2 separate regions of the Homo sapiens genome follow, and region 1 is linked to region 2. A link is a loop called in an ENCODE intact Hi-C map of the cell type or tissue named here. Cell type or tissue: heart left ventricle. All regions are shown on one strand. Each heading gives the region's core, and the rest is flanking DNA. Links, peaks and the distances in the headings are about the cores only.

Region 1 (12,392 bases), core at 806-5,805, 180 kb after region 2:
GTAATTTTTTTTAACAGTTTGCTATAGCTTACTGCTTAACTAATTTTAAATAAGGAAATAAGTATGTTAGATGCAGTAGACGATACAGGTTGCATGTGGACACTCAGTCACATTAACAACTTGGGAAAAAAATGGCAATGTTACGGTGAATTCTCAGGTGAACTTTTTTCAGTTATAAAACATCTATTTTGAATCTGTAAATATTTTAAATGTTTTATTAAGGCATGTAATAAACTATTCTTTGAAACTTGTTGGGTAGAATGAAAATTAAAGCCATAATGGTAGAAGATGGCATACTGATTATAAAAGAAGCAGAAAAACATTGATTTTTTTATATCTTTCATAATATAATTTTCTAACAATGCAATAAAACCACTAAACTTTTGTGTCCATATTTTACTGAGACCATGTTTCATTAAAAGCATAGTTTCATAGTATTTAATTTACATTTCTCCCTAATGTTCTTACCCAAATGTACCTGAACTAAAAAATGTTAGATGTTGGTGATAAGTTGACAGTTAAATAAAATTCTCTAAAATTGCTTCTAATTGAATAGAATTGTACATTCCATTTTCATTTTCTCACTTCATGTGGATTTACTCAGTTTAGTCTTTTGATCGGTAATTAGTATATCTGAATTTGTAGGAGAGAATCTTTCCTTAGTTGATGATAATCATGCCTCAAAAAAAAAAAAATTCCAGCATTCAGGTGTTTTAGGAAGCACAGATTTTAGCTTTGCTTCTGATTTTACTTAATGTTAGTTTGGATAGAGAAGTATAGGGACTCTTAAGGGGTATTATCTCTATCAGTCATTAAGTTTTAAAAACTTATCTGCCGAGTCAGCTCTTTGTATCCTATTCAATTTCCAACCAGGCCCTTCTGACCAAGCTTTGGGCAGCTGCTCAGCGGTATTGGCCATCCAGGGCAAAGTCTTCTGGTCTAATCATAGTGATTCTCAGCTGGGGATGATTTTGCTTGCCTAGGGGACACTTGGCAGTTCCCAGAGACACAAATCTCGGGGGCAGGGTATAGGATATGGCTTCTAGGGGCAGAGGCCAGGACAGCCCTCACAACAATTACCCACCCAGGGTATCGATCTGGCTGACATTGAGAAACCCTGACTAGACCAACGATGGAATCAAGATGACTTGTAAGAAAGTGCTCAGTTGTGTGAGATAGTGTGGTGGCTGCAAGAGTTCAAAGGAGACAGGGTGAGAAACGTGGGATTTCACCAAGCTTTGAAAGATTGTAGTCTGAATCGGGAGAAGATGGTCTCTGGGGAGAGGAGGCCACTTGGCACAAATAAGCCTGGCGTGTTAAAGGAACAGAAGGAGGTTGTCACAGTGAGAGGGAGAAGGAGGAAGGCCCCCACTTGAGTGTTCACCAGTGGGTGTCCCAGCATCTTGCCCTACCCAGATTGACTTAAGTTATCGAAGGTCTGAGGTTAGACTGTAAGGGCTTTAAGAGCAACAGAAGTATAGGTAGTAGGTATTGAGGGTTTAGAGGAAGGCCAAAAATAGCACCCTTTCCCTGGCCAGAGTTTTGAACCATTTGAGAAATAAAAAGTAGGTGAAGTCCATATCGCTGATGGAACCCAGCTTGGAACCATGGCTTTCTAGCTGTTTAGCCCAGTGAACCTGCTAAAAGTGCATTCTGGAATTAGGCAGACTTAATCCATCCACCGGTCACCTTGGACGACCCCAAAAGGGGCAGAGCTCTTAGAGGAGCAGAAAAATGTAAACAGGGAGCAAATTCCACAAGTAAGGGGTGGGCCGAGCCAAGTAGACTTAATGACGCTAAAAATTTACTCATTAGAATCAGGGACTACTACATCAGGGCCAGGACAAAGTACAAAGTGGAAGTACAAAGGCCAGAGGGTGTTTCTTGCCCTGGAGATTTAAACTAGGGAAGTCTTAGGGAAGAGTGTTCCCCTTTCATGCTCCCCAGTTTAAGTTCTCTTGAAACATTGGCCCATTGCTCAACCAGGGCTGTGACTGATGGCCTGGAGGAGGAGAGCATCTGTTCCAGAGGGCAGACCTCCTCTCACCTTTGAGGCCACTTCCCAACACCAGCCTTTGCAGGTGTGACTGGCTTGGGCTGTCAGTGAACATTTGGTCTCAGAAGGCTCTGGATCCAGCAGTGTACTAGTAAGTAAATGAATTCAAAGGCTACTCTGTACCAAAGACTGAACATTTTTCTCATCCCTAATTCTCTCCTACCTCATCGTCCCGTGTAGCATGTAGCATATCAGATGTTCTGCATTGAGATTAGATCCCAACATAACATTCCCATAAGAAAATGCATGAAAGTCCAGGAATAAAATGCTAGCAACATAATGATATCCAAATTTGAATGGAAGTTTAACTTTTATTATTCAACTTTTAGAGAAAAAAATTCAAAGATTAAGTCCCTTTGGATTAAAAAAAATCTAAAGGCATTAAAGTCTAAAGGAACTAAAGCAAATCAAATTATTTTGTCCACCTGAGTTCGAAGTACAAAACTTTAAGAAAAATAAATCCCAAGACTATCCTGCCAGATTTCTCATTCAGATCAGCCTTGGCCAGAGGAGTTTTTGATGCCTAGGTCCAGTTGAGATTCTTTCAAGAGGCTGTAGCTGGAGTTGTCTTTAAGAGAGTGGTTGTTCCTACCGTGCTCCAGAAGGAACTAGGTTTGAGGCTGAGTCTCTGATGTGCTCACTTTAGAGTCAGAAGAGTTAACCACAAAATTATCATAGCCTTGGCCCCACAACCACCCTTGTTTCGAAACAAGCTAATTCCCAGGTACTAAAGCAGTCATCCCATACAACACTGCTCCCACAGCTCAGTACCTAGTGCTGCCAGAGACCATAGTAGAACCTCAATAGTATCTGGAAAAAAAAAAAATCTTGGTTTCAGTTCCCCAAAGATGCCCCAGTGTTCTGTAACTCACAACTCGTGATCCTAATTTCTATTGGAAGGACGCTCAAAAAGGGCTTAATTTTGGCCGTATACACTGATCATTCCTGGGGGAAAGACCACCATTGCATGACACCTTAATTTACATTTCCCCTTCCAACAAGCTGTTTCTGGTACCTGGACTGTTGAGTGAGGGCTCCCTCTAGGGGCTCTGAGCCAACATCCCTGTATACAGGCGTTTTCAGGCCTGAGCCAGAATGCATGTTTAGGCCTAAGAAAGTTGCCTCCTAGGGATGGAGGAGGCGTCTTAAATCTATCTTTACGGCCCGGCAGGGTGGCTCACGCCTGTAATCCCAGCACTTTGGGAGGCTGAGGTGGGCGGATCACGAGGTCAGGAGATTGAGACCATCCTGGCTAACACGATGAAACCCCATCTCTACTAAAAATACAAAAAATTAGCCGGGCGTGGTGGCAGGTGCCTGTAGTCCCAGCTACTCAGGAGACTGAGGCAGGAGAATGGCGTGAACCCAGGAGGCGGAGCTTGCAGTGAGCCGAGATAGCGCCACTGCTATCCAGCCTGGGCGACAGAGTGAGACTCCGTCTCAAAAAAAAAAAAAAAATCTATCTTTACATAGATTTAAGCAGTCCAGAATCAACTACAGATGAACCACATGGATCCAAGGTCCCTTCATGGTTCCCTCCTTGTGCCTGAATGCAGAATGGAATTTGGGGTGGCTGATACAGCAAGGGCCACAGTGGCCTGGCGCTACCAGTTAGAAGCTAGAACCTTACAAGCACTCTGTAGTACGTTGGAACCCAGCTGCCTTGAAAATCGGTGAAAATCAGTACCTATTATTTTTCCCAGCTACACCTAAAAGGCCTGTGAAGTCTGCTTTTCCCCTGGAAACTGCAGCAGTGGCATCTTGAGGCCACCTGCCCTGCCAAGCACCTGTGGGCGCTGGGCCTTTCCCTGTGAAACTGCTATGTTGCTGTTGATGGAGAGGGGCCCACCGGCGGCTGCTGCCCACATTTAATTTATTCCATGTTGCACCCACTTTCTAGGGCCTCTTGCAGTCCGTGAGAGGTGTGGAGGGAATTTCTGCCAGTTGGGTTTAAGATCATGGGTAGTACATTCCAGAAAGTGGGTGTTGACTGACAGGCATCAGGGGGAAGCTAATGTAAGGATTTTCCCCATTGACTTTCCTTGCCTCAGTTACCACTGAGTACCTTCCACAGCCTTTGGGTGCACCAGGTACCGTGTTCTAAGAATATAATTTTTCTTGGACAGCTGCTGTCTTGGCTGGGGATTGGCTTGATTTCAAAACAGGTGGTGCAAATGCTGTGATAATCTTGTGAGTGTCTCATTAATGCTGAGCCACTTAGACTCTTGGCATTGAGCCAGTTAAACTCCTGAGTCCCTGAAGGAATTGCACTATGAGAGGCGCTCCATATCTCTTCTGAAGTCCTTGCGCCTTTCACTTAAGATGCCCCTCCCCACCAGCCTCTCCAAAGGCCTAAGGAGACCAGTTAGGGCTCCACAGAAAGTCATTCTCTGAGGAAAAACACCACAAGCCACAACGATCCTCTAGATTCAATATGCTCACAGCCTGCTTTAAAACCTCTTACCCAGACCAACGTCACTCCTGTAAAAACCCACTTGGCCTAATACAAACCTCCACATACAATCGAAGGTAAAATGTCACGGCCTCTACTGCACCCCGTGGTTCACAAGACTCCCAATCACATGCGTCTCTTACTACCCAAACTCTGCTCTTCTGGTTTTGATTTTTCAATGTCTGTATACAATGCCGCCCTGCCAAATGTTGGGTTTCCAAAGGAACATTGCATATTCCTTTCCTGAGCTATGAAGAATTTGAGAGAGAAAATAAAGGAATGGTAGATGGGAAACCAAAACAAAACCTCAGTTGCTGATAATGGAGTAGCTTAGCGTGAGAGCCTAGTGCAAACTCCAGAATGAGTCAAGTTGACCTTATCAGGTTGTTTCTTGTTAGAGGGAAGTAACTTTTCCACCCTTGGTTTCCATGAAGGGAGATTTTCCTCTGGGCAGCATAGCACCACCTATACTCCGCTAATCAGCATGGTGGTGTGGAGGCGTAGAGTGCTAGTGGTGCTATTTGGAGACGGGCACATCCCAAGAGGAAGAATGGCCATGCAGGGCAGAGGACAACCAGTTATTTTCAGATTTATCAATCAGCCAGCGCACTCCATCTCTGCAGGGATGAGGGGAGCAAAGAGGTTGAGGGAAGATCATGTTCCAAGGTCAGAGTGTAGAAGGTGAAGGGAAGAATGTGGAAAGGAATTACGTGGAGGCAGAGTCTGGGGGCTTTGAGAAGCTTGCAAGAAGAGAAAGAGAAAGATACCCCAGAAGAGGAGCAGACTCCCATGAAAGCCACGAACTTGCCCTCTCATCTGCACACTCCACTACTAGCGGGAACATAGGTTCAGGTTTAAAAGCCAAGCCTGACCTTGTGTTTAACTGCAAACACTTCTTTTTCCTCTTCCTCATCTTATTCTTAAAGTATAAATGCAAAGATCATGGAAAATATTTAAAAATTGAGCACATTACCTTTTCATTTTAAAACAGCCATCCTTTAAAACAGACACCATTTTCATTCTGCACTCTTAGTTTATACTTAATCACTGTCCCGAAAGTCAGCTGTTTTCTAAACAGTTAATTTCCTTCTTTCAGGAGACCGGACCTAAATAATTTTCCAGATACCATCTTGATATGCAGGTTTCCCATGTGATGTGAATCTCTTGGCAGGAGATCCTGTTAACAATACCCAGCACGCTATATGAAAATATCCACTATAACTTAAGCTTTCTAAAGTAATACCTATTTGGTCCACCTCAGAAACTGACAGTAGTTCTGTTTTGAGCTATTAATTTCAGAGAATCTTCCTTTGTGAAATAAGCATGCTTATGTTTTCCTTGCTTTGATTTAAATGATAGCCTTAACTGCTGGGCACAGGACTACTATTAAAACCTTAAGAATAAGATTTTCTGAAGAAGGAACTCGTTTTTTAAGCACTGTGTTTTCATCTCATTTGAGCGTTTACTCTGGGCTTTAGAAGACCTCATCTATTATGCTCAACATCTGATATTTGAGGGGTTCTGTTTCAGGGTTCTGTGGAAAATCTGATGTGCCAAGAAGTGTTCCATACCATTCTGAGAACTCTGGATACCTGCTCAGACAGCTCTGTTTCAGCTAAACAGTAACATCTGGGAGGGAAGCTTAATGTGGAATCAAGGATGAAGTTTAACACAGGAATGAGAAGTAGAGCACATAGCTGCTAAGATAAGGTAGGAGAATTTGGCTAGTAAAAGCACTTAATGGCCTGAACTTGTGTTTACTAGGGCCTGGGAGAGCAGACAGCTGCCAGCATACTTAAAATAGGTTGAGTATGAAGTATGCACTTAAGGACTAAAAGAATTGCAGAAATTTAAGCAATGACTCAGTTACAAATCCAAGCCCCTTCAGAAAGTACAGGAACTATGGGGAGGAATAGAAAGAACATAAACCTGCAGTGAGACAGACCTAGTTTTCTTTTTTTTTTTTTTTGAGATGGAGTCTCACTTTTTTGCCCAGGCTGGAGTGCAGTGGCGCGATCAGAGCTCACAGCAACCTCTGCCTCCTGGGTTCAAGCCATTCTTCTGCCTCAGCCTCCCAAGTAGCTAGGATTATAGGTGTGCACCACCACACCTGGCTAATTTTTCTATTTTTGGTAGAGACGGGGTTTCACGTGTTGGCCAGGCTGGTCTTGAACTCCTGACCTCAAGTGATCCGCCCGCCTCGGCCTCCCAAAGTGCTGGGATTGCAGGCGTGAGCCACTGCTCCCGGCCTAGACCTAGTTTTGAAGCCTGGTTTTGATGCTTAGCCACAGTATAGCCAAAGGAAAATTACTTAATGTCTCTCAGATAGAATTTCCTTATATGTATGTCTTTCATGTTGGGACTTCTGGTCCTCGATAGCAAAGTAAGACTGACTCAAACTTCTACTCACACCTCGTGAAAATTCAAATCAATTCACCGCATTGAATGCCTTCTTTAATTTGCTCTGTTGCCCAGGCTGGAGTCTCAGCTCATTGCAACCTTTGCCTGCCAGGTTCAAGTGATTCTCCTGCCTCAGCTTCCCAAGTAACTGGGACTACAGGTGCGTGCCACCACACTTGGCTAATATTTGTTTTTGTTGTTGTTGTTGTTTTTGTTTTTTTTTTTTGAGATGGAGTCTTGCTCTGTTGCCCAGGCTAGAATGCAGTGGCATGATCTCAGCTCACTGCAACCTCCACCTTCCAGGTTCAAGCAATTCTCCTGTCTCAGCCTCCCAAGTAGCTGGGACTACAGGTGCTCGCCACCACACCTGGCTAATTTTTGTATTTTTTAGTAGAGATGGGGTTTCACCGTGTTGGCCAGGCCAGTCTTGAACTCCTGACCTCAGGTGATCCACCCACCTCAGCCTCCCAAAGTGCTGAGATTACAGGCATGAGCCACTGTGTCCAGCCTAATTTTTGTATTTTTAGTAGAGATGGGGTTTCACTATGTTTGCCAGGCTGGTCTTGAACTCCTGACCTCATGATCTGCCTGCCTTGGCCTCCCAAAGTGTTGGAATTACAGGCAAGAGCCACCGTGCCTGGCCGGTTACAGTTTTCTAAGAAATGGCAATGGAAGGCCTCACTGAGAAGATGTAAGAACTGAAGGAGGTGAAGTGAGTTTTAGTGGTTACACATTGCAAATTATTTTTGGCTAAGTTGTAAGTAAAAAATAGAGGAAATAACCAATCTTGTATGGTTGTAGTAAGAATCAAATGAAACAATGTATGGAAGAGTGTCTACCAGAAGGCCCCATGACACAGCTAGCACGCAATAAGCTTTCATCGTCTTGTATAGAATGGTACCATCCAATTCAGTACCCACTAGCCACATGCCACGTGTCACAACCCCCTTCTTTTCTTAGTACCTTTTTGTCAGAGGTCCCCTCTCTGTTCCTCCAACTTGCCAAAATTCACCTCCATCTCCTTTGCAGCATTTGAGAAGGAACTGGCCAAGAAGTGTTTTTGGAATTCTTAGCTGACCACCCACCTCCAGCCTACAGAGGTGGTTGAAAAGACTAAGAAGAGTTTTTTGGAGAAGATAGAGAATTTTGTTAGAAAATGTGGTAGTGCTGGGACTGTAACCTTCTTAATCTTAGTGAGGGGGGCTATGAGATGCCCACTAAAAAAGCCTTGACATGAGTCACCTAGAGTTTGGGAGACACAAAGGACTGGCACCTTATGCATAAAAAATATTGCTTGAGTAGATGGATGAAACTCCTGTGGCAGCAGAATAGAGTGGCATTTGGGAAGAAGAAGAATTGGCACTGGTGGGGGTAAAAGTTATAGGACTTCAGCCACCAGATGTGGAACCTAAATGAGGACTGTTCGTCTGAGGTCATTTCCAAGGGGATCCTATTCAACAGGGCTTCTGCCAGGGAGGGAGGTTGCCTTTGAAAGAGAAAATCTGAGATTTACCCTCAGGTACAGAAGCTGAGGGATTGCTCATGGTCAACCAATGGAGCTCTAAAAGATGAGCGGGAAGCTGGGTGAAGAGGAAGCATGTTTTGAGCCAAGGCAATTGCATATGCAAAGGCTGAGGGATGAGAGAGGGCCTCTCATGGTTTATTTGTAGAGCTGAAAGATGTTTGGTGTGGTTGCATGCCATGTATGTGTGGCCGGGGATAATGAGGGCTCCAGGTTGGAGGAGTGACATGTGGTGAGTCAGGAGAGGGGTGAGAAGAGTCCAGACCTTCTCAGGTATATGATAAAGTTTGACATTTATCTTAAGGACAATGGGAAACTTTTGAAAGGTGTGATATGATCAGTCCTGTGTTTCACAGTTTGTTTTGGCTGCAGTGAGGAGAGTGGATTGTGGAGTGGGAAGAGTGGAATGGGAGATACCAGTAAGAAACCACGGCTGTAGTCAGACAAGAAGTTAGGTGGACTGGACCAGGGATGTGTTCGTGGGAAATCAGAACAGTGGCCAGATTCATGAAACATGGCAGAGATGACTGTCCTGAGGTAGAAGAAGAGCTGGTAAAAAAGATAGAACCACAGACGATCCCCAGGTTCCTTTCTTGAACAACAGAGTGGAAGATGTTTCTGTTCAATGCGATGGTGAACACGAGGTCAGAGCAGGTTTGTGGAACCAGGTGTTAAATTCAGTGATGAGTGTACTGCAGGCAAGGCATGCTGTGTGGCGCCCATGTGGTTGTTGACATGTAAGACTTCTGCTCAGGAGGAAGATTTGGGCCAAAGCTTTACATTTATGCCTTTGGCATATGGTCCACTTTTGAAGCTATGTGAGAGGAAAAGCTTGCCTGAAAAGTGTGTGTGTGGTGAACAGAGGAGATAGCCCAGGACAGACCCCAAAGGAATACTGATGACTGGGAAAGAAGAACTCATAATGGAGATAAGGAACACTAGAGGAGAAGGAAGATCAGAAGCAAGCAAGATCTTGCAGCAGCAAGATTTATTGTGAAGAGTGAAAGAAAAAGCTTCCACAGCATGGAAGGGGACCGGAGCGGGTTGCCCCTGCTGACTGGGGTGGCCAGCTTTTATTCCCTTATTTGGCTCTGCCACATCCTGCTGATTGGTCCATTTTACAGAGCACTGATTGGTCCATTTTGCAGAGTGCTGATTGGTCTGTTTTTACAGAGTGCTGATTGGTGCGTTTACAAACCTTTAGCTAGACACAGAGTGCTGATTGGTCCGTTTTTACAGAGGGCTGTTTGGTGCGTTTACAAACCCTTAGCTAGACACAGAGCGCTGATTGGTGCGTTTTTACAGAGTGCTGATTGGTGCGTTTACAAACCTTTAGCTAGACACAGAGTGCTGATTGGTGTGTTTACAATCCTTTAGCTAGACAGAAAAGTTCTCCAAGTCCCCACCTAACCCAGAAGGCCAGCTGGCTTCACCTCTCAATCCCCCCTCTAAACAGGACACCCCAACTGCTGCTGGGAATTGGGCGATGACTGCTCTAGCTACTTCCTGCTGGATAGAGGCAAAGAAGGGTCCCTGCAGTTGCAGTGTCTTCCAGAGGGGAACTCTCTAGGCCAGTGAAAGGGCCAGCGGGTCGGTCCAGGGGTCCTCGGTAGAAGTTGTTAGTTTAGCTCATTTGGGGTTCCATTCGTAAGACCATCTGTAGCTTGATGGCCTCGATTCTAGAGGAAACAGATTTGACAAGGAGGTTAAAAATAAGGGTCCGAAGGCGAGTAATAGCAAGATGGCTGCCACAGGACCTAGAAAGGGGAGAAGCCATGTTGCCCAACTCCAGAGGTTGGTATAAGAGTTTTGAAAGGCGTTGTCTGATTTCAGAAGCCTTTTCCTGTAAGCGCCAGGTGGCATCTCTTACTATCCCTGACTGATTAGTGTAAAAACAACACTCTTCCCCTAAGAAGATGCAGAGTCCTCCTTTCTCAGCAGTGAGGAGGTCTAGGCCTCAGCAGTTTTGGAGAGTCACTGCTGCCAAAGAGTCTATTTGGGATTGTAGAGTAAGGATAGATTTCGTTATTTCTTGCAAACTATCTGAGAAATCCTGTGAGAGTGTGTGGTAGTAGGATAATGAAGTGGATATACTGGCTATTCCGGTTCCTGTAGCAGTAGCCATTCCTAACCCTATTAAGTAGGGTATTAGTTGTATGGCTCTGCACTGACGGACTTGAGCTTTGAGGGGAACAGATAGGGTCTGATTTCCATAAAATTAGAAGTTAGTACAATACATGTTACACTGTTAACTTTTAGCAAACTTTTGTTGAAAACCTTGTAAGTTTGGGGTTTTAATTTTTCTTTGCTATTAATAAAACCTCATTCAGTCCATATTAACTTAGAATTGGTATAGATGGCTCCTTCCTGATACTGTAAGTACTTTAAGGTTTGGCTGAGTGCAAACAGCTGCATGTTTGAACAGACCAATTATTAGGCAATTTTCTTAACTGCTTCTACAAGAGTTTCCTTATCACTTACTGAATACCCATTGTGTCTTTTTTCCTTAGTAGTTGAGGAGGAACCGTATATTATCCTGTCCTGAAGGGAGTTCCTCCTAGATCTGGTCAGACCTTTGTATGGTAATTAATTAAGATTTAGATCCCCTGTTAGGAAACCTGCTGGGTTAAGGATTTTTGATAGGAAGGCTATGGGTTGTCAGTGGCTTCAGTGCTTTCGGGCTACGCCCTTGTTTACACTGACAACAAGGTGATATTGGAGTGTTACAGGGTTACAGAGAAGACCTTCAATTATCAATTATAGGTTTTAAATTTACCCTGGCTTTTAATGGAATAGGGTACACTGTTTTTCCTTTACTACTTCTATCTCTCTCTTTCTCTCTCTTTGACTTCTTCTTTGTCTCTTTCTTTCTCTCTTCCTTTCTGTTGCCTCTGCCAGCTGCTTATGTTGCTGTTTTCCCCTCTCCTTCCCCTTTTGATGGCTTTGGCAGTGTAAGACTGCCACCTCCTTGGGTTTTTACACTGCATGCAATAACTCCATGGTTTCTTTGTGATATTTAATGGGCGTTCCCCCAGAGGTTAGTAACTCCCTTTCTTTCCATATTGCAGCATGGGCATGTAGGATTAGATAAGCATACTTGCTATCTGTATACACATTTATTCTTCTTCCCTTTCCCAGTTCTAAGGCTCGGGTCAGTGCCACTAGTTCTGCTAACGGGGCGCTGGTCCCTGGGGGAAGAGGCTTACTTTCAAGTACTGTTACTGTGGCATAACCTGCCCTTCGTATCCCATTCTCCACAAGTGAACTTCCGTCGGTATATAGGTTAAGGTGAGGATTAGCTACGGGGACTTCTAAGAGATCATGTCAGGCGGCCTAAGTCTGGACTACAATTTGTTGGCAGTCACGCTCGATTGGTTCCCCATCCTCTGGGAGAAAAGTGGCAGGGTTGAGGGCCACGCATGTACATATTTGAAGCACCAGTCCCTCAATGAGTAGCGCCTGGTATCTGAGTAGGTGGTTGTCTGATAGCCATAAACTTCCTTTGGCACCTAGTATGCCATTTACATCATGAGTAGTCCAGACAGTGAGATCCTTTCCTTGTATTATTTTGATAGCCTCTGACACTAAGATGGCCACCGCCACAACTACCCTTAAAGAGTGAGGCCAGCCTTTCGCTACTACATCAATTTCCTTACTTAGGTATGCCACTGGTTGTGGGGTTGCCCCATGAGTCTGAGTAAGGACTCCAAGAGCCATCCTTGCTCTCTCTGTGATGCATAAAGAAAAGTTTCATCCTGTGGGAAGGCTTAAGGCTGGAGCTTGAGTTTGTTCCTTCCAATGCCCAGACTTCAGGGTTGATTCCCTCCTCAAGTAGGGGACAACAAATGGGTAACTCGTTCCCCATATTCATGTAGATAATAACTCCAGCTTTGGCTACTCCTACTGGATCTAGTGGAGTCAGCGTGATCCGCTTCTCCCACTCACCTAGTCCCCACACGCCC
Region 2 (17,364 bases), core at 5,616-10,615:
CATGGAACAACACATCACATTATTCTATAGTGCCACTTTTTGTATTAGGTATAAAACCTGAATATCTTAATACTTGTATTCACCAGAATTCCTGCTGGGACAAGAACCATATATATTTAAGCAAATTCTTTGATCAGTTTCCTGGCTGGGGTAAATGGCCAATGATGTCAACTGCCCTCTAAGAACAGTAGATTCCGTTGACCGGAGAGCACTTTGATTTGCTCAACAATGTTTGGGGTTACCAGTGAATGGCTCGAGATTATAAAGGGGTGAGAAATTTGAAGTTCTCTGGGGAGAAATTTGGGAAAGAGCAAAAGATTGAGTACAAATGGAGTCAGCCTCTCCTAGGTAACCCTGGTAGCACTGCTTAGAAGATGGGCTAGAGACAGCAGAAAGGTTTAATGAAATAATTTTTTTTGCATTGATTTTTTTCTTATTATGGGTAAAAACGCATATGGTAAAATTTACCATCTTAACCATTTCTAAGTGTACAGTTTGGTAGTGTTAAGTATATTCACATTGTTGTGCAACCGATCTCCAGAACTTTTTCATCTTGCAAAATAGAAAGTCTGTACCCATTAAACAACAATTCCTTATTTCCCTCTTCCTATGGCAACAAATGAGAGAATTTTACAATGTTTTGGTGGGTTATGCAATATAACCTTCCTCTTTACTTAAAAAATAGAAATCTATATTGCTCTTTAATGTTTTCATACAAACTTGGAACATTTGAAGTGGTGCTGAGTTTTATGTCAAGTTGAAGGCTTAGTTTTTAGGATCCAGAGGCTGAAGTGACCCCTGGAATCTTTGTACTCCCTGAAAACTGGATACAAAGTATTTTAGGCTTATTCTTTTTTGATTGTCCCTTCTTTATGATGGGAAGTCTTGAAAATATTATTATGTATAGATAGCATGATCATGCTGCTGAAAGCACGTGTGGATATCTTGAAATATGTACTACCTATCATCACATATGCTTAGTGGCATGATCGCTCTACCTATAGATAACAACATCTTGAATTTCCCACAATTAAGAGGTGCCAGTAGTAAAAAAAGAACAAATGACAACATTTCCCACTTAGTAAAAATCATTACAGGTGGTAAGCTGGGGGTGAGGCAGGGAAGGCCTCTCCCTTCTTAAGAAAGTTATTAATGTACTTTTCAGTTTTCCTTTTAAATTACAGCAGCAAAAGACATATCTCCCTTTACACGGCTGCTCTCTATGTTATCTTAAAGTTGTGAATCCTTTATGTAGAGTTCTAGAACTTTTTCGCTGCCACATAGTTAACTGTGCTGAATTCATGGTTCAGGTACCTACACGTACTGAGCTCTTGTTTCAACTGAGTATAGCCTGTGTGGTGTTTGTAAGGACAGGATCTGATGTGTAGAGTCTTAGGGCCTTCCAGGAGGCAAATCCTTTAACAGGGCACAGATGATTCAACAGCTTGGCTATGGTGCCCAGAATAAATTGCTTTCATTCCCCTTACTGTTATACCTGGTAAGTTGCCAGTGTAACAGGTGAAAATTGATGAGTGGGTAGCGATTTCTGGGGCACAGACTGGAGGAGCCAGGAGTTCTGAATTCCTTTGGCAATAGCTTTATCTCATGGGGCGAGTTATACTGTAGTACTACTGTGCGTTATTTTTCAATTGAATCCCGTATAGAAAGGGATGATGGTTCCAACAGTCTGAGTTTATGCTGTGAATGTGTTCATGGGCAGCAGAGAAAGGTGCTACCTAATATGATTATTATGAGATTTTCCATGAACTGGGACATAACAGATGTTCCACGTGAAGGTAAATTTGACCTAAATCTATTTAGAATTTTATTTCCTTTAAACATCTCTACTCAGAGGCCTCATGATACATAGGGAATGTCATCTTATCTATCAATCAGACAGTAAACTTTATTGAATTTCTATTACATCATGGGAGGGATCACAGAAATAAATATGACACCCACAGAAATCTGTGTCCTTGAAGAATATAATGAGAGGAACAAATAGTAAAAAATTCATTAGTTCTCAATTTCCTAATATAAAATTAGTGACAATATGACCTTGTCAGATACATAGTTTATATATAGAGAGAGACCATTGTGAAGAAAGGATAAGATTGAAGAGCCTATTTCACAATAAACTGATATTTCTCAGATTTTATTTACTTTTTTCTATATATAATTGAAAAGGGTGATTTAAAAAAAAACTCTTAACTAGTATTCCTAAAAGTAGTACTTTTTTTTTTTTTTTTTTTTTGCAATGGAGTCTCACTCTGTCACCCAGGCTGGAGTACAGTGGCATGATCTCGGCTCACTGCAACCTCCACCTCCTGGGTTCAAGCGATTCTCCTGCTTCAGTCTCCTAAGTAGCTGGGACTACAGGTGGGCCCCGCCATGCCTGGCAAATTTTTGTATTTTTAGTAGAGATGGGTTTTCATCACGTTGACCAGGCTGGTCTCGAATGCCTGGCCTCAAGTGATCCACCTGGCCTAAAAGTAGTACTTTTAATCACGCATTGCTAAACAAGAAATTAGAAAAATAAACTTGGGGAAAACTCGTTCTTTAAAAATAATTCCTAGAAGTAGGGTTTTCACCATGTTGCGGTCAGAAAGGCTTGCCACGCTGGCCTTTGCTTCTTTCATGGATGGGAGAAAAAGAGAAACATGAATCTTATAGGGATGGTTTTTTTTTAGGGGGAGGGAGATCCGGCCTTTCTTACAGGTTGCTTAATCCTTGCAAGCATTATTTCTGGCTCAGCATCTTTCTTTAGCCCAAATGCATTTCTCAGAAGAGAGCTTTTCTTCTCTACTCTGCAAGATGAGATTATACCTCCTGGCTACAGAAACAGAAAGCAAGGGATAATTGAAACAGACAACTGAACTATTTCCCCACCACTGCTCTTCTCTAAAGCAAAGTCTAAGATTTCCGGGGAGTACGGTAGAATCCTTTGGAGACTTATTTTTACTCCATCACAAGGCAGGTAACTGACATGTAATGGATTTCAGGGCTCTGGCTCAGGCCTGAGATGCCCATGAATGACACTGGGAGATGAATGTGGAGACTATCTGTCCACCTCTCTATTTTCAGTCAAATAGAATCAGCTGAACTCTGTTGAATGTTGACTGACAATGCTGTTCTCACGTTAAAAAAAAAAAAGAAGAAGAAAAAACCTTCGTTTAAAGAACATCAGCGAGCAAAATGGTTGGTAATTTATCCTGATGCAAAGAAATGGACTAATTTCTTCTTGTTGTTTGTGAAGCCCCTGCCGCCTTGTCATGACTCCGAGGAATCCATGGAGGTGTTCAAACAGCACTGCCAAATAGCAGAAGAATACCATGAGGTCAAAAAGGAAATCACCCTGCTTGAGCAAAGGAAGTAAGTACCTACCCCCCTCACTCTACATCTGAGCACTGCCTACTGGGCAAGGACCAGGGGCAATGGGCAGGGGACAGGCTGAGTGTGAGGATGACAGGGAGGCAAGGGGGTTACAGCAATGATTCAAGTGGTGCTATTGGAGATTAAGTGCTTTATGGAGTAGCAAAAGGAATACCAGGAATGCTTCCTACTCAAAACTTAATTTTTTAAATAAGACATTTTAGTTCATGAAATTAAAAATGCCAAAATACCACCCAAAACCACACTATGTTTTCCGTAAATGTGCCCAGAGGCTGCAGAGCACTGTGGCTTGGTGTGAATTTTAATTTCTGCTTAAATGATGGCATTCCCACATCACGTGAAGAAGCCACTGGGATAGCTCTTCAAAATAATGTAAACGTTTTAGTTGACTGACTACATTTTATAGTAGGGTAAGTTTTTATCTTGATAGCTTTTATTACTATTACAGTTCTGCTATAGGGAATTATACAGTTCTATTAATTAAAGCATTCTGATTTTACTCACTCATAACTTTTTGTTTCTGGATCCTTCTTTTTAATTGCACTTGATTCCGCCAGTGCCTACCCCAGTGAATCCCATTCTTTTATACTTGCAAAGCTTCAGAGTAGACACCTTTCCTTCACAGTACTAGCTGGTTGGGATTTCCCATTTATTAACGAGATATCTTGATTACTAGGATCTTTTGATTAGATCTCCTTTTGATTACATCTCCTACTAGGTGGTAAGTGCCATAAAAGCACTGATAGTCAGGTGTTGTCACCATCAGATTCCTGGAGCCTGGTATGATATGTGGCACCTAGAGGCTGAGTAAATTATTGTTGATGTGTGAAACAGAACACAAACATATTGTGATTCTTTATTTCTTATATATCACGTGTCACCCTAATAAAAGGAAGGGGAGAAGAAATAAACATGCTACCATGCTCAGCTAATTAAAAAATATTTTGTGGGGGCCGGGCGCAGTGGCCCACGCCTATAATCCCAGCACTTTAGGAGGCCGAGGCTGGTAGATCACCTGAGGTCAGGATTTGAGAACAGCCTGGCCAACATGGTGAAACCCTGTCTCTACTAAAAATACAAAAATTAGCCGGGTGTGGTGGCGGGCACCTGTAATCCCAGCTACTCGGGAGGCTGAGGCAGGAGAATCGCTTGAACCTGGGAGGCAGAGGTTGCAGTGAGCTGAGATCACGTGCCACTATACTTCAGCCTGGGCAACAGAGTGAGACTCTATCTCAAAAAAAACAATTTTTTTTTTACAGATGGGATCTTGTTATCTTGCCCAGGCTTGTCTCAAACTTCTGACCTCAAGCAATCCTCCAACCTTGGCCTCCCAAAGTGCTGGTATTACAGAGTCAATATCAGCAATAAAGGGCTGCTAAGATGAATTGTTAAATTAGGAAATATGATTATATCTTATATTTATAAATACATGAGGTTGGTTTTCCAAGGGTTATTAATGATTATTATTTTCATTAATATAGATATGAAATTTCATAAAGGAATTAAAGATTATTAATAATGTGACCAGTATTGAAGTCAAAGGAAGATTTATATAATCAATAGCCTGTGAATAAATGTATCTTCTGGTGTGTGTATGTGAAGTGTGGTGGTATAATAAAAATACACACACACACAAAATTTAATTTTTACAAAAAGCGAATGAAATATATTTTGTGTTGAGAAGTTTGTGAAATCCTTACAATTTTTTTGAGACTCCCAGAATGGTGGTCGGACAGTATAGCATGATGGTGGACAGTATGGGTTTTGGGGCCAGACTTCTGCAAAACCTCAGTTAGTACCTTACAAACCCTTCCTTCCTTGCTTGGTTTGCCATGCTTCAAACATAAAATTGTATCTAGACTTTTGGCTACAGGGGATTAAAAGATGTTTATTAGGAGGTCACAAATACAAATTTTCTCTTCCATGTCTGACTATTTTCTTTTTGTTCTAAGAGTTTTGATAAAGTTGCTTGGAATACTCAGATTGCATGATTACACACAGTTGGAGTCCTACAAAAAATTTCATGAAGGAATTGAGGATTATTAATCATGTGATCCATATTGAAGTCAAAGAAGATCTATATGACGAATAGCCTGTAAATGTATCTTCTGGTGTGTGTGTGTGAAGTGTGGTGGTATGATAGAAAAATCCTCAGTAATTATGTCTCTATTTATAAACTCTTCAGACTGAAGGTACTGGAGGACTTTGTTATTTAAATTAAATTTATGTGTAGCTTTTTTTTTTTTGGAAATGCAATACTCATCCCCTAAATTACATGTTCTGTAAGTTTTTTTTATGTTGCATTAAAAAAAATATGGTAGGGGCCAGACGCAGTGTCTCACACCTGTAATTTCAGCACTTTGGGAGGCCGAGGCAGGCAGATCACCTGAGGTCAGGAGTTCGAGACCAGCCTGGCCAACATGGCAAAACCCTGTCTCTACTAAAAAATACAAAAATTAGCCTGGTGTAGTGGTGGGCGCATGTAATCCCAGCTACTCGGGAGGCTGAGGCAGGAGAATCGCTTGAACCCAGGAGGTGAAGGTTACAGGGAGCTGAGATCGTGCCATTGCACTCCAGCCTGGGCAACAAGAGCAAAACTCTGTCTCAAAAAAAAAAAAAAAATGATATGGTAGGATAATGACATGAGAGTGACTCCTATCTAATGTTTGAAACATATCCTTACTGTTTACATTGAAAGCAATGATAACTCTGGGTACCACTACAACAATATTAAAATGAAAAAAGGGGCCAGGCGCAGAGGCTCACACCTGTAATCCCAGCACTTTGGGAGGAAAGGCAGGCGGATCACCTGAGGTCAGGAGTTTGAGACTAGCCTGGCCAACATGGCAAAGCCCTGTCTCTACTAAAAATACAAAAAAATTAGTCGGGTGTGGTAGATAGCACGTGCCTGTAATCGCAGCTACTCAAGAGGCTGAGTCATGAGAATTGCTTGAACCCAGTAGGCGGAGGTTGCAGTGAGCCAAGATCACGCCACTGCATTCCAGCCTGGGTGACGGAGTGAGACTGTCTCAAAAAAATAAAAATAAAAAATAAAAAAAGGAAAAGTCAACTTCTAGAAGTAACATGGCTAGCAGGCTAGTGGAGGTATTTTATACAACCTTCCAGACCACATACAAGTGGGCCGGACCCCCTCCTTAATTACTTATATGCCTGTGTGTGTTTCTGCAGAACTCATCTTGTTTCCTTCCCCAAAGTACTTGAAGTGTCTCCCTAAATAATTGGCTAGATGTAGGGCCAAGGCCAAATTCTTTCATTATATATATATTTTCTTTTTCGTAAAGTCTCAAGTTCCTTTTTCTTCATTCTCACTTCTACCATTTGGGCTTGGGACTTATTACTTGAGATCTTGGTTGATGCAATATTGTAACTAGTTTCCCTGCCTAGGGTTTCTTGTTGCTAGAAAATGACAGCCAGTTCTTGGCATAGATTTCAAGACCTCCCTGGGGATGCCTTGGAACCTCTGTAGAACTTCCAATCTCATCCCTCAACTTCAGCTACATTGGCCTCCTCACTTCTCCCGGGGCAGGAGGTGGGTCCTCCAGTCACTGAGCCCCTGTTCACACCAAGCTCTTGGCCTAACAGGCCCCTTTCTTCCTTTTTTTTTTTTTTTTTTTTGAGACAAAGTCTTGCCCTGTCACCCAGGCTGGAGTGCAGTGATGCAATCATAGCTCACTGCAGCCTCAACCCCCTGAGCTCAAGCAACTCTCCCACCTCAGCCTCTTGAATAGCTGGGACGACAGGTGCATGCCAGCATGCCCAGTTAATTAAAAAAATTTTTTTAAAGAGATGGCATCTTGCTATGTTGCCCAGGCTGGTCTCAAACTCCTGACCTACAGCAATCCTTCCACGTCAGCCGCCCAAAGTGCTGGTATTACAGAGTCAATATCAGCAATAAAGGACTGCTAGGAGGAAAATTGCTCGAACTCGGGAGGTGGAGGTTGCAGTGAGCCTAGATCACACCATTGCACTCCAGCCCGGGTGACAGTGCGAGACTCCATTTAAAAAAAAAAAACAAACTGCTAGGATACATTGTTAAATTGGGAAATATGGTAATATCTTATATTTATAAATACATGAGCTTGGTTTTCCAAGGATTGTTAATGATCGTTATTTTCATTAAGACTTTACTGAAGTGGAAATTCATTTTGCAACATGTCTTTTCCCAAACAGTCTTTATTTTCAAGCAAGATATATTGGGCCAAGTGAATTTGACCCAAGTAGTTAGCTCTCCATTTTTTGATGATTCTGTTGAGAATTTCTTTCTCATTATTTCATAAAGTGTAGCTGATTATGTTGCCTCTAGCTTGGCTGGCGTAAGCTAGATGCAAAGAGAGACGCTAACTAAGGTATTTTAAAAGACAGTTTTTCTTTATTGGAGTCGTTCAGACACTGCTTAAGGTTTGAACTCCAAACTGAACTTCTCTCTCATCTCCAGAGGAGGTCTCCCTGGATCAAGTTTGGGAGAATTTGTCTTAAGAGGCGTGATGAGAAGAGTTGCTGAAACTGTTATTTTAAATCATATCTGTTGGATGGAGAAAGAGAGTCAAACATTTTCTAGGATTATAAACTCAGCATTGGCTGAATCCAATTTAAAGAATCGCTTCTGGCTTATGACCAATGATGTACGAGAGGTTTGTTATATTTTTACTGATTTTTTTTTTCTTCTCCGTGTGAAAAAGGTGGGAAGGACTTTCTTGAAAGCTTTGAAAAATTACCAAGAATTCTGATATCTTTAAAGAACTCCTGCTATCATTTTTATCTAATTCTTTCTAGGCCTTTTGCATGTGAATAGACATTTTAATATAATTGCATATACAGTAACGTGGAATGTATAACATGATTTTTTCCGTAAATATTATAAGCATTTTTCTACAACATACCTAGCTTTTTGTGTATGTAATATGAAAGTCATTGAAATGAGATATAGACATTTTATGGCTTTTGAAATCTATCACCAAATTTAGAAAAAATAAAATAAAAAAATGAAATCTATTACCAAATTGTTTGACAGAAATTTTTAAAAGTATATTATTAAGCTACAATCAACTGTAAAGTTTGCTTTGTTCCAGATAAAGCATTTTATCTCATCCAGTAGAGAAACCACTTATTTATTTTTTTGGTATGAAATATTGTATTGGGTACTTTGGTGTTTAGAAGATTAACTGAAATGTCAGAAAAATAGACAGACTCTTAGAAAAGTCAGATTGAAGAATGTTTTATTTATTCATTTTAATTTTTATTTTTTAATTTCAATATGTTTTTGGGGCACAGGTGGTGCTTGGTTACATGAATAAGTTCTTTAGTGATGATTTCTGAGATTTTGGTACACCTGTCACCCAAGCAGGGTACACTGTACACAATGTATATTCTTTTATTCCTCACTCCTCTCCCACCCTTTCCCGAGTCCCCAAAGTCCATTGTATTATCCTTATGTCTTTGCATCCTCATGTTATATATATTTTTATAAACAATTTTATTTTATTTTATTTTTCTGAGACAGTCTTGCTCAGTCTCCCAGGCTGCAGTGCAGCAGTGCGATCTTGGCTCACTGCAACCTCTGCCTCCCAGGTTCAAGCGATCCTCCTACCTCAGCTCCCCGAGTAGCTGGGATTACAGGTGTGTGCCACCACTCTGGGCTAATTGTTATATTTTTAGTAGAGTCAGGGTTTCACCATGTTGGCCAGGCTGGTCTCAAACTCCTGGCCTCAAGTGATCGGGCTGCTAAAGTGCTGGGATTACAGGCATGAGCCATGCGCCTGGCCAGTTTTATTTGTTTTTAATTGACATGTAGTAATTGTACTTAGTTATGGGGTCTAGTGTAATGTTTTCATACATGGACACATTGTGTAATGATCAAATCAGTGTAATTAGCGTATTCATCTCCTCAAACATTTGTCATATCTTTGTGGTGAGAACATTCAAAATCCTCTCTTTTAGCTATTTTGAAGTGTACATCATTGTTAACTACAGTCACCCTACTGTGCAGGAGAACACCAGAAGTTATTCCTCCTGTCTAACTGTAACTATGTACTCACTGAATAACCCCTCCCCATACCCCTCTTCCTACCACCCTCCCCAACCTCTGGTAATCACTATTCTACTCTCTACATCAATGAGATCAACTTTTTTAGATTCCACATAGGAGCGTGATTGTGTGGTCTTTGTCCTTCTGTGCCTCACTTATTTCATTTAACATCATGTCCTCCAGGTTCATCCATGTTGTTGCAAATGACAGGATTTCATTTTTTAAAATGGCTGAGTAGTATTCCATTGTATAGATATATCACATTAAAAAATCTATTCTTCTGCTGATGGACACTTGGACACGTAGGTTGATCCTATACCCTGGCTATTGCAATTCGGTGGTTTTCAGTATATTCACAGAGTTGTGCAACCATCACCAACTTCACATTTCCTTCACCCCAGAAATAAATCTGGCACTCTTTGGCAGTTACGCCCCACTGACCCTTGACTTCTGGACTTTGGCAACCAATAATCTACTTTCTGTCTCTATGGATTTGCTTATTTTGGACATTTCATACAAATGGAATCATATAATATGTAATCTTTTGTGATTGGCTTTTTTCACTTAGTATAATGTTTTTAAGGTTCATCCACTTTGTATCATGCATCAGTACTTCATTCTTTTTATTGCTGAATAATATTCCATTGTATGAATATATAATATTTTATCCTTTCATAGGCTAATGGACATTTAATCGGTTGTTTGCACTTCTTGGCTATTGTGAATAACGCTGCTATAAACATTTGTGTACAATTTTTGAGGTAGACCTATGTTTTCAATTCTCTTGAGTAGGTTCCTAGCAGTAGAATTGTTGGCTCATATTATAACTCAATGTGTAACCTTTTGAGGAACTGCCAGATTGTTTTCAAACGGGTTGACATTTTATATTCTTGCCAGCAGTGTATCAAGGTTCCAATTTTTCCACATCTTTGCCAACACTTCTTGTGCCTTTTAGATTCTAGCCATCTGTAGTGGGTGTGAAACAATATGTCATTGTGGTTTTGATTTACAGTTCTCTGATGGCTAATGATGTTACACAGGTTCTCCTGTGCTTCATTGGCCATTTCTATCTTTTCTTGGAGAAATATCTCAAAGATCTTTTGCCCATTTTTTAATTTGGTTGTCTTTTTGTTTCTGAGGTGAAAAATGTTACATAATTTTAGTGTGTTCAGGCAAAACATCAGAAAGGGGTTTTCATATGAGGCTATCAAAATCAATGTGAGACTTATATTGTCATGTCTTTTTAAAATGTATAAAATGATGATTGGGGAGTAACATCTCATCTAGGGGAACATATCAGGATGGGGCAAAAGGGTGCATATGTAATTTGCAAAGGCATAAATTAAAATTAGTGCAATTTTGATTTGTTTTTAGTCATATTTATTCTGAGATTTCTAATAACAGGAGATTTTAAGTTTTTTTTTTTATGTTTAACCAGAAGGATTTATTTCTTTAGGATATTCCCAAAGGGAGAGGCTTTTAAACTGTGTTCTGAGGAGTCTCTCACAGATTCGGGAGGGAGAGGGTGTCAGGCAGGGGACTGTACCAAGATCAACCAGAGAAGGACCAATTTTTTTTTTTTTTTTTTTTTTTTGAGATAGAGTCTTGCTCTGTCACCCAGGCTGGAATGCAGTGGCGCGATCTCGGCTCACTGCAAGCTCCATCTCCCCGGTTCATGCCATTCTCCTGCTTCAGCCTCCCACGTAGCTGGGACTACAGGCGCCCGCCACCATACCCAGCTAATTTTTTGTATTTTTAGTAGAGATGGGGTTTCGCCATGTTAGCCAGGATGGTCTTGATCTCCTGACCTCGTGGTCCGCCCACCTGGCCTCCCAAAGTGCTGGGATTACAGTTGTGAACCACCACGCCCGGCAGAGAAGGACCAATTTTATCCCTTTTATTTGCATCCCTTCAGGGTATGACTTTCTTTGCAAAAGGATTCCACAGCAGGGTAACACTGAAAACCAAACCTCACTTTTATATACCTAAGATATTTTTCTTAAATATTTACTCAGCCTCCAGAAATTACATTTTCATTAACATAAATACACAGTAAATGGAGACATTTCTCCACAAGTGTTTGCAGGATATATAGTAATGTGGGGAAAAGTTCTATCTTCTCTTTCCTATGATGTCTGATATGAGTAAGATGCCTTCTGGGTAAGATATGAGATTTGAGTTCATTTTCCAGCTGTGGAGATGCACTTCCCAAGACTGACTTGGCTAGCAAGAATAGAAGACGGTGCCTGGCTTGTAACAGACTTTCAATAAATACTTGCTGAGCAAATGAGTAGAAGAGCAAAGGCCTGCCTCAGTTCTTTACTTTGTTTATGGAGACAGAGATGTAGCCAAAGGTATTCTTTCATTTTAGTACTTAGGTTTTTGTGAAATTTCAGTATCCCAGATGCCATCAGGCTGTGAGTTTAAGCTGTTAATGCCCCAATCACAATGATTTGGGTATTTTACACCACATAATTAGGTGCAGCCCAGTCATTTAATGGGAATTTCATTCCCAAGTATTTCTACACCTAATTGTCTGCCCGAAACTATATTAAATTTATGCCTAGTGTTCCATTATTGGAACACTAAATGTGGGAGTTATTTATATCCTACTGCTCAAGGTCATTGCCAAGATCTGATTTTTCAAATTCAAAAAATTGCAACCTCAGGCATTAAGTGGGTTAAAAGGGACAGCATATTTACTCTTCTCAGTGAGAGCTCTTTTAAGTAGGTTTCCCTTGCTGAGGAAAGAGGCTCAAATCCAATCTCTGGGGTAGCAGAGTGAAGAAACCTTTTGCTGTTCACTTTCTTCCTGTCCCAGGATTAATTCTTGTCAGGTTGATTGATAGTGGGAATCTCCACTTCCTTTAGGTGGTGGTTCTTAATCAGGAAATTCTCCACACCTGCCCCACCCTACATTGGCAATACTTAAGAGACATTTTTGGTTGGTGAGTGTAGGTTTGCTATTGACATCTAGTGAGTGAGGCCAAGGTTGCTGCTAGACTTCCTACAACGCCAATGTATAGACAGTGCCCAACGACAAAGAATTGCCTGGCCCACAATGTCAGTTGTACCAAGGATGAGAAATCCTGCTTTGGAGCAAGTCTGACTTCCTCCTGCACGGGTGCAGTGTTGCCCTTTGCTTCCCAATAGATATTAGTACATTTCTTCATGCATTAAGCATTTGTACAGCTTCAACAACATAGTCTAGACTGAGCATTGGAAATCTCAGTTCAGTATCATTTATTATTCCTCCACCTGGATAAAATGAAGGTAGACTTTGACATCCTTTCTGTCATCTTGAGGCATTGACTCCTTCTGTCCTGCGTATGAATGCTTTTACTCAGACATAAGTCTCTCAAGATCCACCAACAATACAGTCTAAATCCCTATTTAAAAGTAAAATTCTCCCTATGATAAAGGTATTTTATTATATTATTTCCCCAAATTCTTTAGCTCACTGGGGCCAAACTGTCTAGAATTTTGCCTTTCCCAAATAAAAGTCCCTAGTTAACTTTGAAAGGGCCAAGATCCCTTGTAGTGGTCTCCTCAGCACAGAGAAATATTTATTCCAGTGATGGATCCATGTCTCAAACTCCTGCAATGTAAAGAATCTCCTTAATTTTGGAATTAATTTCCATAAAGTTTGAAAGTTTTCTTAACCAATTGACTTGGACTTTCCCTTCCCCTATTTGTTTAGTAACTAAAAACCTTTCCAGGCATGTGGCTTAGGATGGAGGCAACAGATGAGCTATGGTGGACTCCAAAGTTATGACCTTTTAGGCTATTGAATGGCGTCATGTGGAAAGCTATGTTACAGATTCATGACTGCAGAAATAAGATCTCTCTAACTGTGGTCTTCTACCCCCATATTACATTACACTGAAGGAAACGATACAAATAGAACCAATAAATCAAAGGCAGAACCACATTCTAGCCTATAATACATATTGATTTGTTCTTCAGATCATCTATTTATAAGATTGTTTTTGTAGCTTGATGTGCCAAGGTTTAATTATGAATTGCTAATGGATGAGCATAAATATGTCTATATAAATAGGTCCTGGACAGGAAACAATAGACATTTTGACAGTTTTCATTGGATGTCTGTATAATTACTTATCAAATACATGACACTAATTTAGAAACATATCCGCTGAGTCTTCTGGGTTCCAGTAAAGAAGAAATTATTATTGACTTTCTCCAATGCAAGATCAGACTAGATAATTTAGACTATTCTTTCAAATTGTAAAAATCTATGATTTTGTGATTTTTTATCTCTGACAATCAAAATTAATGACAGATAGCTTCAGGAGTTTTACATGAGGTTAGATATGGAGCCAGGGAAATAGCCATTGTTATCCCCATTACCACCACCTCCCAGACTGTGATTTGAAAGTAAAGTCCACCTAAATCATTTATATGACACAAGTAATTTGAAGAGAAAAATAGAACAGGAATAGATGATCTGTTTGATGCATAGGGGATTTAAAGCATGTCTCTCTCTCTTTCTCTTTTTTTTTTCTTTTTTTTTGGAATGGAGTCTCACTCTGTCGCCCAGGCAGGAGTGCAGTGATGTGATCTCGGCTCACTGCAGCTCCACCTCCCAGGTTCCAGCGATTCTCCTGCCTCAGCCTCCCGAGTAGCTGGGATTACAGGCACACACCACCATGCCTCGCTAATTTTTGTATTTTCGGTAGATACAGGGTTTCACCATGTTGGCCAGGCTGGTCTCAAACTCCTGACCTCAAGTGATCTGCCCGCCTCGGCCTCTCAAAGTGCTGGAATTACAGGTGTGAGCCTCTGTGCCTGCCTCTTTTTTTTTTTTTTTTAATTTATATAGGCTTTACTCATTAATGTTTAAAAATAATTACATGAGGAATTTTACTAATTAATATTTAATTATTGACATTTACTACCTAAGCTATGCTTAGGGACACAAAACTCTAAACATTTAATCAGAAGATAGGCTTGATTTCTGGCTCACTCTTATTAGCTGTGTGACTTTTTCCTTTAAATGGAGCACTTTCAGTTTCTATTTCCTCATTTTTAAAACATAAATTACTGTATCTCTGAGCTACCTTTTTCTTCAATTATTTATTCAGTAAGTATTTATTGTGAGCCTATTCTATTCTAAACAGCATGGAAGATCCAAAAATCAGTAACAGCCCAAAGGAACTTTGTTTATATGCGTATCAGTGATGTACCTTATCTTCCAGTTTTGGACACTTTCTAACATCTGGTTTTGCTCAGTGGACACCAAAGTGGGTATCCAAGGCAGGCCATTGGGTGCAGGAAGAAAATACTAGAACTTTTATCCTTATTTACTCCTTGTCTTTTTTTCAGGATAACTGCATTTTGATAGTTTCAAACTTAGAGAAAAATTGCAAAAGTAGTATAGAGAACTCCCAACCGGGCGTGGTGGTTCACGCCTGTAATCCCAGCACTTTGGGAGGCTGAGGCGGGAGGATCACCTGAGGTCAGGACCAGCTTAGTCAACATGGTGAAACCCCATCTCTACTAAAAATACAAAAATTAGCCAAGTGTGGCGCACACACCTGTAGTCCCAGCTACTCGCGAGGCTGAGGCAGGAGAATCGCTTGATCCCAGGAGGCAGAGGTTGAAGTGAGCCGACATCACGCCACCGCACTCCAGTCTGGGTGACAGAGTGAGACTCCATCTCAAAAAAAAAAAAAAAAAAAAAAACAACACTCCCATATATCCTTTACTGGATTCACCAGTTACTAAACTTTCCCCAGTTGTGCCTTATTCTTCCTCCCACGACAGTACTGGGGTTTTCTTTCTCTCATACACACACATATACATATATACATATGTGTATGTATATATGTGTGTAAATACATGTATGTATACGTATGCATATATGTGTGTCATCATGCTCCACATTGCCCTAAACACTTCAGTAAGTATAGTCTAAAACAATAACATTCTCTCATTTAACCATGGTATAATAATTAAAATCAAGAAATTTAGCATTGATATATTATTATTATTTAATTCACAGTCCATATTCAAATTGCATCAATTTCCCAATAATGTTCTTCAAAACTATTTTTTTTTCAGTTCAGAATAGCACATTGCCTGTGTTGTCATTTTCTTTTTTTTTTTTTTTTTTTTGGTTTCTTTAAATACGGAGGAGTTCTTAACATTTTTAAAGATACAGGTTAACAATTTTGTAGAATTTCCCTGAATTTGATTTGGTCTGTATGATTAGATATAGAGTGTACATTTTTGGCAGGAATACCACAGAAATGATGTGTGTTTCACAGTGCATGTGATGTCTATTTATCTCATGACTAGCAGTGTCAACTTTGGTCATTTGGTGAAAGTGGCCTTCCAGTTTTCATCACACATTTCCCTTTTCAATTAAGTAATTTGTAGGAGACACTGAGGTTATGTAAATATTTTGTTCCTTATCAGACTTTCACCCCCCAGGTTTAGCATCCGGTCTTATCCTGTTACATATCCATATTTGGGTATGCTTTATAATGTATGTAATATATTGGCAGGTATATAATTTATGAATGAATATGCAGACATACGTAGAAGTAGTTTGGGTTTGTGTTCAATTTTTTTTAACCAATAGTATTATATAATAAAACATGTTTGGAGACCTAATTGAATGAGATGGTCAGGCTGTTTTCTAGCTCTGGATTATTGAAACATTACAGGTTGTGTTTTGATGAGCAACCCCCCCCTCCCCCCGCCCCTTGTTCCCAGTGGCCACAGGCTTATTTCCAATATAAACTTGAATATTATTGCTTTTCAGGAATATATGTATTTTCCTTTCTTCTTTTCATATTATGTAGTGTCAGATCAGTATCTGATCAGTGGAAGAAGGAAGAGGAGAGGCTTTTAGAAATGTAGCCAACTGTAGTGATGAAAGAATGTAAGGAAGATAGTATTTGCATGTATTTTATGCTAAAGCAATGTTATTACTACTTTAAAACAGGGGTTCAAAACTGTTTCCTAGGAACACAACTGTAAAACATCAGGAGCTTTTCAGGGTAGGGGGAACCTAGGAGGAGAAGCCTTGGGACTGAGACTGGTGGCAGTGTGTCCTAAGCTTTGGTCATTTGGGTACAACTTCTGTGAATGATCATGAAGTAAGTTCCAGATACTTCCACATCTACATTATTATTGACTCAAACTTTTTTTGTAAGTCATCTTTATGTAGATCTTCTTTTAATTAGCCTCCTTTTAGGGCACAAGATCTTTGAAATCATATGTTAGATGCGTTGGTTTATATTTAAAAATACACATTAATTTAATTCAAAAGTCTAATGAAGCTTTCAGTACAACCTACAATCATCTAATGCTAACACCAGCAGTACAAAGCCTTCCCTTTGGAAAGCTCATCTAGAAAACTATGTATCTGAAGGTCATTTACCAACTGTTTTTTGCCCTACAGAGGAGGAAGAAATGTAAGGCAAAGGAGAATTCAGTTAGATTTTGTCTAGGTTAGGATTACCTGACCTCCATGATGGAGACAGACCTGGTATCCTTTGGGTTATCATGTTTATTAAATCTACACATGGACTGAAGATCTTTAGCTCATTATTTCTTTCCTTTTTTGAGACAGGATCTCACTCTTTTGCCCAGGCTGGAGTGCAGTGGCACAATCATAGCTCACTGCAGCCTCAACCTCCCACGCTCAAGTGATCCTCCTGCCACAGCCTCCCGAGTAGCTGGAACTGCAGTTGTCAGCCATCATACCCAGCTAATTTCCCAATTTTTTGTAGAGATGTTGTCTCGCTATGTTGCCGAGGATGGTCTCAAACTCCTGGACTCAAGAGATATTTGCCTAGGTATCCCAAAATGCTGGGATTACAGACATGAACCACTGTGCCCAACCTTTAGCTCCTTATAATGTGTATTTAAATCAATGAATTATTTACAACTAT

The links. A loop is a pair of places that touch in the nucleus more often than their neighbours do. Peaks named below come from ENCODE experiments on the same cell type or tissue, not always from the same donor. Only the 100,000 strongest peaks of a DNase experiment are listed, where the experiment ranks them.
Region 1: it touches region 2 in a loop (2.9-fold over the local background); 51 of 110 quality-filtered maps call a loop at or near these places.

The regions. Positions count from the first base shown.
Region 1 is chr21:29,345,596-29,357,987 of GRCh38, forward strand. BACH1 (BTB domain and CNC homolog 1) reads left to right here. Exons shown (of 5, transcript NM_001186.4): 5 at 1-553. Among named protein-coding and RNA genes, the nearest start is that of BACH1-IT2, 21 kb to the right of the region's middle. In heart left ventricle, for the core only: a CTCF peak has its summit at 3,101 (motif pointing left); no DNase peak of the experiment used is centred there.
Region 2 is chr21:29,156,685-29,174,048 of GRCh38, forward strand. MAP3K7CL (MAP3K7 C-terminal like) reads left to right here. Exons shown (of 5, transcript NM_001286620.2): 4 at 3,257-3,372. Among named protein-coding and RNA genes, the nearest start is that of LINC00189, 28 kb to the right of the region's middle. RefSeq lists a silencer at 7,684-7,978. In heart left ventricle, for the core only: a CTCF peak has its summit at 7,845; a DNase peak (open chromatin) is centred at 6,367; H3K27ac peaks cover 1,154 bases.